2 separate regions of the Homo sapiens genome follow, and region 2 is linked to region 1. A link is an interaction called in ENCODE POLR2A ChIA-PET data of the cell type or tissue named here. Cell type or tissue: OCI-LY7. All regions are shown on one strand. Links, peaks and the distances in the headings refer to the core of each region. The heading gives the core; the rest is flanking DNA.

Region 1 (8,334 bases), core at 303-8,302:
GGCTTGGGGTCAGAAGACAAATAGGAGTTTAATCTCTGGTGCTTTCTAGTTGAATATCCTTGTCAGATATCATCTCTGACGCTTAGCTGCCTTCTCTGGAAAATGGGATCCATAAACCCTGCTTACCTCACAGGGCTGTGATCAAATGTGATGGGTAATGCCAAAACAGAAGGTATCGTCATGGCAACAGGAGTATGACTTTCAGGCCATGATACCACTTTGCCGCAAACTTGTGTGTATTGTAGTTGAGTATACTGTAGATTGGATCTGAATACCTTTGCTGGAAAGGATTTGAGGAGGTTCAGCAATTCCTGTGTGGTTCTAGGTGGGTACGTGGATGCCTTCTAAGTGTGGTCTCAGAAATCCAAGGTCAGAGTAAATCTCAAGTCATTGAAGCTCCAGTTTTTGTTAGAGTGGATGTTTGGGCTACATCACTGCCCTGAAATTGCTGTGATTCGACAGGAACTGAGGCAAACCTTCAGCTATAAGATGAAGACCTAATGCATGGTGACTATAGGGAATAATAATGTATATTTGAATTTGCTAAGACAGTAGACCTTATGTGTTCTCACCACACACACACAAATGGTAACTACACTGTAAGGCTCTTTTAGAATTTATCTAGCAAGTTTTCTTGTTTTTACCAGAAAACTCCTCAAAAAAAAGGGAATTGTATGAGGTGATAGATATGTTAAGTAGTTTGTGGCAATCATTTCACAATGTATACATATATAAAACCATCACCTTGTACACTTTAAATATATGTAATTTTTATTTGTCAATCATACTTCAATAAAGTTGGAGGGAAAAAAAAAGAAACTTACAGAGGAATTCCTTTATTCCAAAATTTCCTAGAGTGGGTGGGGCTGATAGTTGTTCCCTACATTCAATATGTGATGGGATTATTTTTTCTTTTTTTACTTTTTCCCCTATTAAAAAGTTGTAGCAGTATTTAAATTTAGAGGCTTATCATATATTAAGAACACGTTCTCAACTGAAATAGTATTAAGAGTAAAAATTCTTGGTGATAACACGCATGTTGCTTTGCTTATTCTTGCAGCGTGACGACAGCATGTACGATCCCTGAATGGGCCCGTGGGCATATTTAGTCATTCATTTTTGATCAGGAGAAAGAAGACAGCCATCATTTGAAAGGTAAGTAAATATTTCTATGCAGCTTTTTATTGTAAAACATTTTCAACCATACTGAAGAGAGTTAAGAGAACGTGCAATGAGTTCCTGCCTATCTACACCTTAGCTTTAACAGTTATTAGCATTTTGCCACATTTTTTGGTGTGTGTATAGGTTTGTACATTTTTTAGCTGAAACATGTAGAAGTTGCAGATATTATGACATTTTTTCCTAAATTCTTGGGATGCAGCTCTTACAAATAAGGATATTCTTCCCTGAAAGACCTTTTAGAACTACGTGGCACAGAACCATTTAATTAAATTTATAGTTTTGTACTGAAGTGTGTAACTGAGTTATGCTCCCTTCACTGTTGATAGAAATAAAGTCAGATTAAAAACATTTTTAGGCCAGGCGTGCTGGCTTACACCTGTAATCCCGGCACTTTGGGAGGCTGAGGGGAATGGATCGCTTGAGCCCAGGATTTCAAAATCAGCCTAGGCAACAAGGTGAGACCCATCTCTAGAAAAAATACAAAAAAAATTAGCTGGGTGTGGTGGTGCACACCTGTGGTCCCAGCTATTCAGCAGGCTGAGGTGGGAGGATCGCTTGAGCCCACAAAGTCGAGGCTGTAGTGAGCCGTGATGGAGCTACTGCACTGCAGCCTGGGTGACAGACAAGACCCTGTCTCAAAAAACAAAACCCAAAACCATTTTTAATAGCAAGACCTTGTCTACAAAAAATTAAAAATTTAGCCAGTCATGGTGGCACATGCCTGTAGTCCTAGCTACTTGGGAGGTTGAGGTGGGAGGATCGCTTGAGCCCAGGAGTTGGAGGGTGTAGTAAGCTATGATTATGCCACTGTACTCCAGGCTGGGCGACAGTGAGTCCCAGTCTATCTCTCTCACACACACGGAGAGAGAGAGAGTGATTTCTTTAATGAACAGATAAGTAATATGAATTTGATATGAGAAAAATCTGAATATAAAGGCATGGAACTTGTACTGTACATATACCCCAAGAGAGAAATTACTGTGCTTTCTTCCTGTAATCTACCCATCCCCGCCATGGCTGATGTTTCATGGTTAGGTCAGTGGATCTGATCACCAGCCTCACCTTCTCCCTGATCAAGATTCACAAATAGACCAGGGCTGGGCCTGGTGGCTCATGCCTGTAATCCCAGCACTTTGGGAGGCCGAGGCAGGTGGATCATTTGAAGTCAGGAGTTTAAGACCTGCCTGGCCAACATAGTGAAACCCTGTCTCTACTAAAAATACAAAAGTTAGCTGAGCGGTAGTGACATGTGCCAGTAATCCCAGCTACTCGGGAGGCTGAGGCAGGAGAATCACTTGAGCCTGGGAGGCAGAGGTTGCGGTGAGCCGAGATCACGCCTCTGCACTCCAGTCTAAGTGACAGAGTGGGACCCTGTCTCAAAAAAAAAAAAAAAAAAAAAAAAAATTAGATCAGTCTCTGTGCTCTGATGTGATCAAAGGTCTTAGCTGATTTTTTAAACCTAAACTTATAGGAGAATGTGGAAAGAATATGACTGGTACTGTGAAGTTGATGTTATATAGGTTAATGTATTAAAATCAGCATTAGAGAGATTAAAAATGATTCCCAGCCTCATAATTTGACTACCTACATTGAAACTTTACTTAAAATCTCAAAGACATGTTCAGCTATGATTACAGTTGTAGATCTTTACACATTATAGCCAATTACACCATCAGTTATCTGTGGTTCTTGCAAGATGGCTGTCGACTGTTCTGCTTTCCAATCTCAGTTACTATTTATTTACGGTATCTTCCTCAAGTCGTCCCTGTGTATCTAAGCATTGTTTTACAGACATTTGTGTCTATAAGGTTGCCTATTTAGAGCATATTTTAAAGAAAGTCTATTTAAGTGAGCCATTTAGGGCAGCAGTGGCTTCTTATACTCTCATTTCTGATTTAGAACAAAAGGTCAGTGATAGCAGTAAAGGTTCTTCAAAAGATACTGGCATTCAGAAGGAGTTGTGTCTGGAATCACGGGTAGCTCAGAATGATTGAGTTTTGCTTTTTTATTCTTTGGCCTCTGTATGGTTATGCTTTGAAAAGATGAGGAGGAGTGAGTGGGACTCCACGTGAGGCAAAGGGGGTTTTGAAGGATGAATGAAGGGAAGACATATGGGGTCCTGTCTAGTCCTAGACCACTGAGATATGGTGATTTTAAAAAACTTTCTACTGAAGTAGAAGATACATATGGAAAATAGACATATTATAAGTGTATAGCTCAATATAACTTCACAGATTGAACACATCCATGTAACCAGCACCCAGATTAAGAAACAGAGCATGACTAACACAATCTCATGCTTCCTTTTAGACACTACAGTTGACTCTTAAATAATTTGGGGATTAGGGGTGCAGTTGAAAATCCAAGTATAATTTTGTCTCCCTGAAAATGTAACTAGTAATAGCCTACTGTTGACTGGAAGCCTTACTGACTTACTACATAACGACACACACACACACACACACACACACACACACACACACACACACACATATATATTTTGAGATGCAGTCTTGCTCTGTTGCCCAGGCTGGAGTGCAGTGGCACGATCTCGGCTCACTGCAACCTCCGCCTTCTGGGTTCAAGCGATTCTTCCTCCCGAGTAGCTGGGATTACAGGTGCGTGCCACCATGCCAGGCTAATTTTTGTATTTTTAGTAGAGACACGGTTTCACCATATTGGCCAGGCTGGTCTCGAACTCCTGACCTCGTGATCCACCCGCCTTGGCCTCCCAAAGTGGTGGAATTATAGGCGTGAGCTGCCACGCCCGGCCAATGACATATATTTTATGCATTCACAGCATACCTCATATTTCCTTAATTTTTTTTTCTGCTATTTGTAGGCTATTTGGTTTATCTGTGAGCTTTTTCAAAGTGTTGCAAATCTCCAAAAAAATTTTCCAATGTGTTTATTGAAAAAAATCTGCCTTTAAGTGGCCCCTTACAGTTCAAACCAGTGTTGTTCAAGGGTCAACTGTACCCTTGCTCCATGGATGACTACTCTCTTGACTTCTAGGAGCATAAATTAGTTCTGCATTTGTCTTTTCTTTGTGTGTGTGTGTAATATATAATGCAGATTGTACTCTTTTGTGTCTGGCTTCTCTCATTCAACAACATATTAGATTCCTGCATATTATTGCATATAGTTTAGTTATTGATTGCTCATTTTCATTTCTTTAGAGCATTCCATTGTGGGAGAATATAACAATTTATTTATTTTACTAGATGTGGGTAATTGTTTGGGTTTACCCATCTGGGGCACCCTCCAGAGGAAATGAGAATTAAACAAGGTTTTCTCCTCATCATGGTTATAGTGGAAATAGTACCAGGTTGTGCTCAGCTTCTGCTGTGATATGAGGGAGGAATCTAGACAGCAGCGAGAAGATTGAGACACACTTGGGAGAATTGGGTGTGGTTTCATCAGTCCTGTGCTGATTCCTGCTGCTCTTCCTGTGACTCACCATGTCCCTTCTCACGTCGTTCCCTACTGGCACATGTTTTCTACGTCCTCTTCTCTGCCATTATTACTTTCTCTACAGCCCCTCCAAGGAGACTGTGCAGAACATGTCAAACAACAGGCAATTGATGAATATTTAAAGTTCATTAGGTGTTGATATTAAGTGTTAGGTGAGGGGCAAAGAGTTGAACGTTTGGGCTTGCCCTTGAGGAGCCTGTAGTATAGTTATCAATTCACAGGTATGGCAGTGGGCCACATCCCCGGAAGCCAGTTGTTCTGTAGAGTTCAGGGATGTAAATTCAGAGGCTTACATGGGCCAGGCTGGTAACGTGACTGAAATGAATGGGGTTGCTCATAAGGATTGATGGGCATGGTGGAGAGTGAGTGTATATCCTCTGCCCAAATATCAACCCAACAAACTCTGTCCAGCTCAATTTAGCAAGTCCACCATTTTCCAAACTTTAGAGAGTAGAGTCATCATTATATAATAAGAAAGTGTTCCTCAGAGGATTTGGGTGTTTTTATGGAAAAATTCTGTTTTTATACATAAAGTTTTATTCAAAAAGTCATGCTCATTTGTTTACATATTTTGCTATAACTGCAGAGTTGAATAGTTGCAAAAGAGACCAGGGTTGAGTAGTTGCAACAGTGACCATATGGCCTACAAAGCCTAAAATATTTACCATCTAGCCCTTTACAAAAAAGTTTGCCAGCTCCTGCTTTACTTCATAAAAGCAAGGACATAGTAATCATAACCTCTGTAGTCATGTAGTAATCTGAGCCCATTAAATTTAGTGTTAATGTTCTCATTCATGTATTCATCCAACACGTATTTACAGAGTGTCTATTGTATTTCAGGCATAAAATGGTGAAAATCAGATATGGTTCTTGGTCTTGAGGAGTTTAAAAGAAGCTCCTCTATCACTTCTTGGCCTTTTGGCTAAGATCAAGTATAGTAAAAGAGTCTCCTATGAATTTGAAATTCCATTCCATGATTGTGCTTTCTATAAATCAAAAATATGACATCGTGGTGTAGGGGCATCCCCTGTCAGCTCTTCTAGTTATGCAGGTAGCGCATTTCCGTGTGCACCAACCACATGGGGCTTATTCTCAGCATAGCTGCTTTTAGAATAAAAAGTATAATATGGAAGTGGAACTAAAAATCCTCAATTTAAAACTATTATGTCAGCTATCTTTATTAATTTTATAAACTTGATAAACACTTACCCTACATAATTTGATTTTTTGCTTCCGTAATGAGGAGTATGTAATGTGATGTTTGCACAATTACTGTAGTTTTAAATGTCCTAATTGTTTACATGTGGTAATGCCAGACTGTTTGAAGGTAGCCATGTCTGGAGAAGGGATGAGTTTTGAAGTGCTTACTAAAGCAAGCCAAGCATATGGTCAGTCTTGTGCTACTTTAATAATAAACCTCAATAGAAACAACAGCCAACCAAGATAATAGAGTTTGGATAATAAAGTTTGGAATGCAGCATAACAAATTAATCTATCTCTGTTTGTGTGCTTATCTATTTGCTTATCAAAGTCATAAAAGTTTGTTTCTTCTTAATAGAAAATATAGAAGTATTTTTTTACATTAAGGAATTTGAAACTTGTTTTTAACATCTTTTACACCTGTGTAGCATTTTCATATGTGCTTGTATATATATTATGGGTGGACACTGGGGCTGTGAGTGACTGCCCATTCACCACCCCTACACTGTCCTCAGACCAATGTAAAGGAAGCAAGTCAAACCATATCAGTGAACCATCTTCAGCCATGATGTCTGCATCATTGCCTTCTTTCAGCCTGAGAGGTCTTTCAGGAAGTGGGAATTTGTTTGGATGTTATAGTTGCAGTTATTTAGCTATGTGCAGTAATTCAAAGATGTGAAAATGCAGGAAGCCCTGGTCATACTTACACATGGATTTGGGAGCCATCAGACATCAAATGGGATGCTATTTGTCACCTTTTGAGGCAGTGATCTGGGTGACCCATAGTGCTTTCCTCTGAAATCTTAGGCTTCTGAAGAAACCACAGGGAAGGAATGTGAACTGGTACAATAAATAGCTTAATGAATGTGATGAAAACTCCAAACTGGTTTGTTTTGTTGCCAAAATTAATAAAGTTAAGGTGTAGTTGATCTTTTTTTTTTTTTTTTTTTTTTGAGATGGAGTCTCGCACTGTCACCCAGGCTGGAGTGCAGTGGCACGATCTCCGCTTACTACAACCTCTGCCTCCCGGGTTCAAGTGATTCTCCTGCTTCAGCCTCCCAAGTAGCTGGAATTACAGGCACCCGCCACCATGCCTGGCTAATTTTTTGTATTTTTAGTAGAGACAGCGTTTCACTATGTTGGCCAGGCTGGTCTTGAACTCCTGACCTCGTGATCCTCCCCCATTGGCCTCCCAAAGTGCTGGGATTACAGGTGTGAGCCACTGCGCCCAGCCAATCTTCTTTAGGAGGAAGAAATGATCTATAGCCATTCATGTCTTCTACTTTTTGTGTTTAAAATGTTTTAAAGAATTCAGTCATATTCTTTTTAGTGATTCTATATGGATAGTTGTTTAGAGGAAAAACAAGAATTGAGAAGGCTGAGAAAATAAATATCATAGTTGTTTTCTTACAAAGTTGGAAACTGTAGGCTTAGTTCTTTTGATTAAAAATGAAATTTTCTGAAACAAATTTTTTGATAGGCCAGATTCCTTGTTCTGTGGCATTGGAAAAATGAAGTCTGTTCTACATAATGTGGAGTTATCTTGTCAGGAAGTCCAGCCTCAGAAGTGTTGCTTTGTCAAGACTAGCCAATTAAAATTCACTTGAATAGTCTTCAAGTTTTATTTTTAGAGAGGGGAAAGTACTGAAAGTATAGGTAAATTTAGTTGATAGAACAGAGTGCCTTGGTTGCAAGTGACAGAAAACTCATTTCAAACTGTCTCAAGTGAAAAAGTCTATGGCCTTAAGTAATTGCAAATCTAAGGACTGGATCTGCCTTCAGGAGGGGCTAGACTAAGGATCAAAATGATGTCATGAGGATTCATCTTGGCTACATGTTTTTGGGCTCTGAATGGAGACTTCTAGCAGCTTCAGGTTTGCTTAGTTACAAACAAACTTCCTGGTCATGATGAGTCATGTGCCTCATGCTGGACCAGTGGCTGTGGCCAGGTATATTGGCCTATTCCTATTGGATAGCCAGATCATGTGCTTCACTCCAGGGCCTGAGGTCAGCACATCTTCTGCAGAAGGTGAAGCATGAACTGATGATAGCTGGGAATGGTTCCCTCCAAGGGTGAATCAGGGCAGTTACCAAGAGGATTGGGGGTGCTGGGAGGTACACTAATTATTATAATGATTATTATTAATGTATCTTTTAATGGTTTGAAAAGCATTTTCAGATGTATTCTTGTTTGACCTTTAGGAGATATTGGGGAGGCAGGATAAAGAAGTGATTAAAAACATGGATTCTGGGGCTAGACTAGGTTCAGTTATTAGCTTGCATGAGCTTTTGACCAATTACTTAACCTCTTTGTATCTCAGTTTTCTCAAATGTGCAATGGGGATAAAGGTATTTACCTAAAAGAGTTCTGAGAAGGATCGAATTAATGGACATTTGCAGGGCACTTAGAATAGTGCCTCATGCACGCTAGCCTCTCTATCCCTGGTTATTACTGTCAACCTTTAAAGCTGTCCTGCT
Region 2 (8,334 bases), core at 234-8,233, 86 kb before region 1:
CCATCCCTATAGGCTTACCTCCATTTGAAGCCATCCCCTCAGGCTGGGCACTGACCACCGCTGTCTGGCAGTTTCCGCAATGAGAAAAGCCAAGGGTAAGACCCAGAGAGTGACTTGGCTCAGCAGATGCTCCTGAGTCCAACTGAAGCAGTTAAAATTTGAATGTAAACAGGTTTTTGGAACATAGGACCCCAGACATTCTGCAGAGGGGGAGGGGCAGTGGGCAGCTGGTAGGGGTGGGGGACATTCTGTGAAGGGCTTCAGCCATTAGGCAAGAACCTGAGTTTCCCTTCCAACTGGAAGGCAGCAGCAGAGATGGCATGTGCCTCTTTAGGCAACTTTTAAATTGTCCTTCTGACTCACAGCAAAAGCTTCTACCTGATGTCCCCTTTACTTCCATTCTTTATCAACAGACCTACTTTTGTGCCAGTCAACCCATGCTCCTTCCCACTTTGGCTCTTTCCCAGTCTTGACGAGTTTCAACAGTGGCCTCACTTCGTGAACAAAATTCAAAACACATCTTCAGTCTGAGAAACACAGGGGTTCTTACGAAGGCAAGGGGACTGGGTGTTTGAAATCAGAATGGTCTCAGCCGATCCAGACTATTAGGTGGCTGTGTGCTTATCATTGTTTAGGAAGCAATCCTTGTACCCCAGGTACATGCAGCCCTCTTCTGCTGTGCAACTCTACCTCAATCTTAGCTGAGAAGATCAACGGAGAGCAATTCAAGCAAAATCATGGTAAACTTACCAAAACAAAACAAAACAAACCATAAACGCTTTGGAGATCTTTCTGAGGACTTGATCTTTTACCATGGGGCAAACTTAAATGATTTTCAATCAATAACTTCATCTAAGAGGGATGTTGAAGCAAAATACCATACTCAGATACTGAAGAAGGGCAGAATTTTTGGTTGCTTCCTCCCTTGTCAAGTCAGTCAACTGATGGTTTCTCAAGATTGTCACACATGGCTTTGATACAGGATTTGAATGAGACTTTTTCTGAGCCAGTGATACAAAAAATATATTGTGGAAGTGTCTTAATTCTGCAATTGCTTCTGTACATGTTTGAAGTCCTAGACCCCAGGAGGAGAGACAATCAAATTAGCCAAAGGTAATTTGTGAAGACTGGCCATGGGAGGTGGTGGCTAAAAGTCCTCTGGCCCCTGCTCTGTGAGCATCCCCACAGAAAGTCCTTGGCCGCACTGACAGCTGAGAAAGAACATCTCAGGGCTTCGATCCCCTGTTCAGAGGACACATGCTCCTCCACCCAGTAGAGGAATGGCAGCTCCATGCTGTGTCCTGCAGAGCTCTCAGTCTCTGCACTTGAGGCCCTGGGCCTGCATCAACGTGAAGGCTCTTCAGTGTTATCACGTGGAGACAGACGATAGGAATCCTGCAAATGAGCAGAAAGGATGTACGATTAAAGTTTTTTCTGAAGCTGTTACAAACTTAAGTCAGTGAATTGCTTCTCTACTAGTTTTTTATTGCCAACTGGAATTCTGCACTGTGTTGCAGAGTCAGGGGTGGGGAGCGTGGAATTGTTCCCTTACTATCTGCTGCTTTATCGACTGAAATTGATCAAGGCTACAACAAAAACATTTCTAGAAATCATTTGAATGCGGTAGGAAAAACTCTGGGAATGGAGTCAGAAGAAAGTATATTTTGGAGTGTGTTTTCAGGTCTAAAATTATTTGCCAGAAATATTCTTCAATGGAACCTCCAGACTGAGTAGGAAAACAGGGCATACTATTTTTTGAAAGGCATGAGCAGGAATGAAATAAATGCCGTCCAAAGGGAATGCAAGACATGCAATTCGAGGATACCTTGCTTTAGGATAAACCCTCCAAAGGTAAACCTTTCAGCAAGGGTGTTACCTAAGTGCATGGACTGCAGGTTTGTATTACCGAAAATTAGGAGTGGTCGCTGTGGACGCGCTGGTTTCTCAGAGGCATGGTCATGGAGGTTCCAATGAGGGGGCTTGTCTGGCCCCAGGAAGCGCCCAGGTGCTGCCTCCCTCCATTTCCACATCTCCAGCGGGGCCTTCCCAGGGCGGGCTCCTGGCCTGCCCCGTGCGCTGCCACACGAGCCTTGAGGCGGGTGAGGTTCCAGCGCGAGGCCGGCCGCCCTCAACCGCTCCCAGCGTGAGGCCGGCCGCCCTCAACCGCTCCCAGTGCCGGTTGCGGCGGTTTATGGCAGGGAGATGCGCAGCACGAGAGCAAAGGGCGGTTACCCAACGGCCTTCGCTCTCATGGCGTCCTCCTTGATGTTACCTAAAAATAAAACCAAGGGTGATTAGAAGGTAATCACCTCCTGGTCATGCTCCCACTGGTCACCGGTGTCCGCGGGGCGACCCCACATTGTGACCAGAGCAGGCCTGTGGCTGCGCTCAAAGGCGGGATCGTTCATAGCTTTCCTAGCGGGGGCCCTGCGGGACACCCAGGCTGCGCTCCTTTCCCTTGCTCACCTGGACCTGAAGTGATGGGGGAGGTGTAACAATGCAGTGGGAATGCCAAAGTGTGTCTCAGCCGTGCCTTTCACATTCCAAACAATTCAAAAGCTTGAAGAAAACCTCAGCAGTTGAAACCGTGATGCAGTTCAGCAAAGAAGTAGCTCCTGTCCTGGTAAAACAGTGAAGTTCTCATGGACGACCTCATTGAGTGAGTTGTGAAGCTTGTTGACTTGATCAGAATAATCAGCCAGCATGCTTGTTCTAATACGCTGATTTGTCACTGATATGAGCAGCTGCAAAGTGGAAGAACAGGCCTTTAGTCATAGTCTGTTCACTTGGTAGCACAAGTTGGTTGTGGATGCAAGAGTGTGGCCAAAGTCAAGAAAAGCTCCCATGAGAATCGCTTACTTATGTGGAATTTACAAATAAAAAGTAGTGGTATATTATTTGTAAATTGTAGGCTACACATGTATCTAAAATTTACTGCACATACGTGTGTATCTTGGGTGGTTGGGTTAGTGTGTACTTGAGAATGTCAGGAAGATTTATTTTGGATTTTGGAGGGTGTGAGATTTGTGGGGGTGGTTTTGTGTATGTGAAAATGTGTTTATATGAATTCTTAGTTTGGAATTTGATATGTATTTAATTGGTGAGAATCTAATATGTATTCACGTGTGTGGGTTGGTTGTGTCTGTGTGGAGATTGCAGATTAAAGAAGGTCATAACTGGGCCGGGCAGTATTGTGGAACTGTATGTGTATTTGGGGATATGAGGTGGCATGTTTGCATATTTGTGGCGTGTTAGTTAATCGCGGGTATATTTAGGGCATGTAGAGAACTACATGAGTATTGAGTTTGTGTGTGCGTTCAAGGGCGTGGCAGTTTAGATGTAGGTTTTGTGGAGCTATGTGCTTGTGTTTTGCAGTAAGTGGTTATTAGGGTTATATATTCTGGGAATTTAGTATGTGTGTGTCTGATAGAGAGATGGGGTTCTCTTTTTATACAGGAGAGTGGGAGAGTTGAATTTATATGTATCAGAGGTATGTGATATGGTTATTGGTTAGTACTTGGCAATGTGGGAGCTGGTTCATACTAGATTGGGATAATTTGGGATTGGGAAGTGTTTTTATGGGTATTTATAAATGATATGCTGGAGATATTTCTGTGCATCTTGGGTGTGTATACTGGTTTGTGTGTATATTTATCAGCAGATAGATGAATTATCTAAGTCGGTTTATAGAATACGGGATTGTTAGTATTTAAAGTGTATTTCTTTGGAGAATGCTAGGATGTTCGTACACGTGTTTGGGCATGTTTAGGGGATGAGGTGAGGAGGTTGTATTCCGGAGATGTAGCATATTGATTGGATAGTGTTTCGGGGGATTTATACACTCAGGGATTGGGGATATTTTTGTGAGTTTGTATGTGCCCATGGGTATATGAAAGTTATGTGCGTATATTAGAGCATTATTGGTGTTTTTGTGTTTTTTTTTTTTTTGTATTGGTCTTACCTGGGAGGGTGAGGTGTGTATTCATGGGTAGTTTGTGAGTGTGTATAAGAGGGGTTTTGGGTATATTAAGACTTAGTGGTCCTCTGTGTCTGTTGTGAAATGTAATACTCGCAGAATTTGGTGTTGCCACTTGTATCTGTGTTCTCAGAGTTTGTGAGGTGGACTTATATGTATTTGATAAAAATAGTTTGTGGTTCTGTGTGTATTTGAGTTTATGTGGCTTCTGTGTTTTGTATTCTGGGAGATGTGGGAGGTTCAGTGCATGTATTTGGAAACAGAGAGGCTGTGTAGGTTGTGTTTGGATTCAAGAATCATGGATTCCTATATTTTAGAGCTGTGGGATTGTATGTGATTCTTTTTCTGGGTGATGCATGACACAAGTGTTGTATACCTTGTGATTTTTTTTTGAGCCTATGCCTATAGGATTTTCATTATGTACTGTTAACAAATCTACTGAAAAGGGTTTTCTTAAAAAAACAACAAAAGAAAAAAATAGAAATTTGATTCCACTGAGCTGTTTGCAAATCAAGGAGTCCCAGCATTCAGTGCAAAACAAAGGTACACTCTGAAAGAACAAAGAGAGGTATTATCTTTTACAGAGAAATTCGTTCTCAGATTCCCAATCTGGTTCACTCTGCAAATGAGGGATACAAGCTTGTTTATTTCTGATTGGCTGATGCAAGTCACAGTCTATTTCTTAAGTCCATATGATGAAATGGTACCCCTTGATTCAGGTGACATAAACAGGAACAGACAGCTGTGAAAGTCCCAAAGTGACACAAGTATGTGGTTTTTGCAGGAAGCAGGGTAAATGTGTGAGACTTGCAGTCAGCAAATGGCTGCTTGGCTCCATTTTGAGTTTAGGCCCAGTTAGCCACTTATGATCAGCCCTTTCAGGGTTCACAGTATATATGGGTATATATGGGTACTGTGTTCATTGAACATGTTTGTATTTGGGCACGTATATATATACATATATGGTTTTAGCAGTGAGGTGAGCATTTGGGGTGGGTAGAGTTTTGTCTGCAAATTTAAGTAATAATTGGGCAGGCCATCTGTGTATTTAGGGTACAGGTAGCAGTTGTGTTGCTGGTGGGCTGGTTCAGGTTCTTGACTTTGCTGCACAAAAGAAGTCTTACTTTGAGAGTGAGTCCAATGTAAAAGTAAGCAAGAGAGGTTACTGCAAAGTGAATGTACACTCTGACAGCCGATCAGAGTGGGCTGCTGAAAGGTGAGACAGCATTGACTGACACTGGGGAAACCTCCTTTATGGGAGCCTTACATGACTATTCATGAAGGGGTGGGAAGGGGTGTCACTGTTAAGCACTCTCTGGGCTGTTCTCTGGACATGCATGCGCTATTGCTGCACATGCTAGTGCCTATATCAGGTGAATCATTAACATCTTAAATCTCTACCCAAGGGTGTGTTTTTCACTGTTATAGTGAGCACTGGTCAACCCAGGGACACTAATCATGGGTTTTTGCACTTGTGTGAATTTGGGGATTTTCCCTTCTTCTTTTCCACCTCCTTACTGCAGGACCTCCTTGTGCACTGTCGGATGGTTTGTTCTCTTCATCTGTTTAGCAAGTTTGTTCTCCTTTAATGGAGGCTATGACCACCCTATCCTATCTCAGTTGTGTGTGTCTGTTTAGGATATATGAGGAGGTTGTCTTCTGGAGGTACCTGGTTTGGTTTTGTTTTTATATTTGGGGTGAGAGTTGAGGGTCCTACTCAGGGTGCAGGTAGATTGTGTACACGTATTCCTATGAAAGGATGTGGCTGTGCTGGAGCTGGCTTGTACTAGCTTGGGGTAGCCACTGGGCAAGGCACATCTCTTCTCATCTCTGTGTTCAGTGGCGTTAGGTTGGTAGTTTAAAATTAGTCATGCTGAGATATTTACACCACATAAGCATCACAATTCTAGGCTTTCCTATGTCCCCCTGGAGAGCATTTTATTAAGCAGTTAGTAACACACCCCGGGGCGGGTGTGTGTGTGTGTTTGTGTGTTCAGGATCTGTAAGCAAATGTTTGTATGAAGCAAGAATATTGAGGCTTTAATGGTTGTGTATTCTGGGGATTCTATGTGTATTGTAGTGATGCAGAATGACCAGGGAGCATGGTTGAGAATGACCCTCCCTGGTCATTCTGCATCACTGTGTTACTCCTAAATAGTTGGTTCATTCTTAGGGCCAAAGAATCCATATAAATGGTAGTTTCTTGCTCTTCCTCCCACAGATGGATGCAGGGGTACCTGCACCTTAGGCAGGTGTTTGCTCCTTCAGTATCTGTGTTCCTAGCATCTGGGTCCTCAGATGGGTGGGCCTGGTAGACGGAACACTGTGCAGAGCAGAACTTTTCTAGATATTGTCCGTGTGATCAGCACAGTCAGAAAGATGTGGGGTTTCCAGGACAGGAGGTCAGATGTGCCATGTCTTCTCTCAGTCCTGATGTCCCTGCTGATTCCTCTGGGGCATGGCGAGTGACAAGGACACCCTCTAACATACGTTCCATGAGATGAAAGCCTGCAGAACCTGTGCCTGCACTACCATCTGCCCCCTGGGTGGGGATACTGTTGGGTGTCAGGCTGAGAGCTGGGCCACCAGTTCTCAACCAACCTGTCCCCATGGAAACCTGAGGCTTCGGGGCTAAGGCAGGACCTCCAGCAGGTACCCAGTGTTGAGAATACGTGTTGGCTTCTGTGTTAGGAGTTTTATCTCAGTGGAGTCTTGGTAAAAAGAGGGAATCAAAGGCACGTGACATTTTCTTCTTTCTCTGGTGAAGTGAGGAATGAATGTTGACCATTTCTTTCTGAAGTTCCGTACAGAAAATGTATACTCAGCCTGAGGAGCCAAGGTGATTCCTTAGCTGCTCTTGGAGAAGGTGTCATCTGCTCTTCACAAGGAATCTTCAGGCACAAGGGCCTGAATCTGACTTCTCGTGGAAAGCATTGGGCAGAGCTTCACAGTCCCGCCTAGAGCTGGGCTGTAATTCAAGGGACAAAGTGGAGGAGCAACAAGGAAGTTGTGGGGAGCAACCTTTAGAACCTGGGCCTGGGGAGGGCAGGCCAAGGAAGCCTGAGTTTACACGGGCTCAGGTCCTGGGGCAGAAGCCAGACACAGAGCCTGGGCAGCCAGATTCGCTCCGGCCTGGGTTGTGGGTGGGGATGAGCCTCCTCTTGTGCTCCTGTCGGGGGCACTCCTGAGCTGCAGGCAAAGGTCTTAGTTGCACCTTGGCAGGGATGTACAGCCAGGCCTGGTGCTAAGGAGTGAGGAGGGTAGAGTCAAGGAGAGGAGGCACCGATCTGTGTCCCTTCAGCAATCTGGAGCATGATGTTAGATCCTGTTAGGGCGACCTCCCACTCGCATCTCCTGGATCTTCTGTCACTGGGAGGCTCAGGACCCCAAGAGAGAATGGATTCAGTTTCCCCTGATGTGTTCATCTGGTTCTGGGACCCCATTCTCTCAGCACGTTGGGTGCTGGCCCTGCGGGTATGGGAGAAGCCTGGCAGGGGTGGGGGTCAGTGAAGTGACACGGGCAGAGCTGGGCAGGCTCTGTCCTGAGGAGTGCTGGGAGCTGGGTTCTGGAGAGACAGGGAAGCCCCCCTGAGAAAATGTGGCTCTGATGTTTCTGAGAACCCTGTCAACGGGTTCTTTCCAAAGGCTCAGGATGCCCCTGGAGTGGCAAGCGCATCTCAGCTTCATGTTTCTTTTTTTTTCTTTTCTTTTCTTTTTTTTTTTTGAGACAGAGTCTCCCTCTGTTGCCCAGGCTGGAGTGCAGTGGCACGATCTCGGCTCACTGCAAACTCCGCCTCCCGGGTTCTAAGCCATTCTCCTGCGTCAGCCTCCGGAGTAGCTGGGATTACAGGCATGCACCACCAAGCCCAGCTAATTTTGTATTTTTAGTAAAGACGGGGTTTTGCCATGTTGGCCAGGCTGGTCTCGAACTCCTAACCTCAGGTGATCCACCTGCCTCGGCCTCCCAAAGTGCTGGGATTACAGGTGTGAGCCATTACGCCTGGCCAGCTTCATATTTCTGATTGGGTCACCCAACCTTCCATTAGTTTCTCTATTGCACATGGGGCCACAAGCCCAGCAGAGGGAGCCACGTGATGCAGGTGTCCACCTGCTGACCCCACAGCCACCACCTCCTCCCTCAGACTCACCCGAGGATTTGTGGGCCTTGCTCCTTACCGGGAGTCGCCTTCTGGCCTTATCTTCCTCGTGGTGAATCCTCCCGCCAATAAAATGTGCCAACATCACTTCCTTTAATGTTCTAATAGCCACTTCCCTGTGGTACAAATGGATTCCTGGTGGTTCTTGCTGCCCCCTCATGTCCTGCCCTAACATAATGAGGGTATGTTGCACTAGTTGTA

What was found. Peaks named below come from ENCODE experiments on the same cell type or tissue, not always from the same donor. Only the 100,000 strongest peaks of a DNase experiment are listed, where the experiment ranks them.
Region 2: POLR2A ChIA-PET joins it to region 1 with 5 read pairs; 2 of 35 experiments call an interaction of 5 or more read pairs at or near these places.

The regions. Positions count from the first base shown.
Region 1 is chr10:50,582,974-50,591,307 of GRCh38, reverse strand. SGMS1 (sphingomyelin synthase 1) reads left to right here. Exons shown (of 11, transcript NM_147156.4): 2 at 1,061-1,155. It also overlaps the pseudogene RNU7-107P. Among named protein-coding and RNA genes, the nearest start is that of SGMS1, 37 kb to the left of the region's middle. In OCI-LY7, for the core only: no CTCF peak of the experiment used is centred there; no DNase peak of the experiment used is centred there.
Region 2 is chr10:50,668,809-50,677,142 of GRCh38, reverse strand. LOC105378302 (a long non-coding RNA gene) reads left to right here and starts at 2,176. Exons shown (of 3, transcript XR_945957.3): 1 at 2,176-2,301; 2 at 2,560-2,659. It also overlaps the pseudogene NUTM2HP. In OCI-LY7, for the core only: a CTCF peak has its summit at 8,062 (motif pointing right); a DNase peak (open chromatin) is centred at 4,762; H3K27ac peaks cover 916 bases.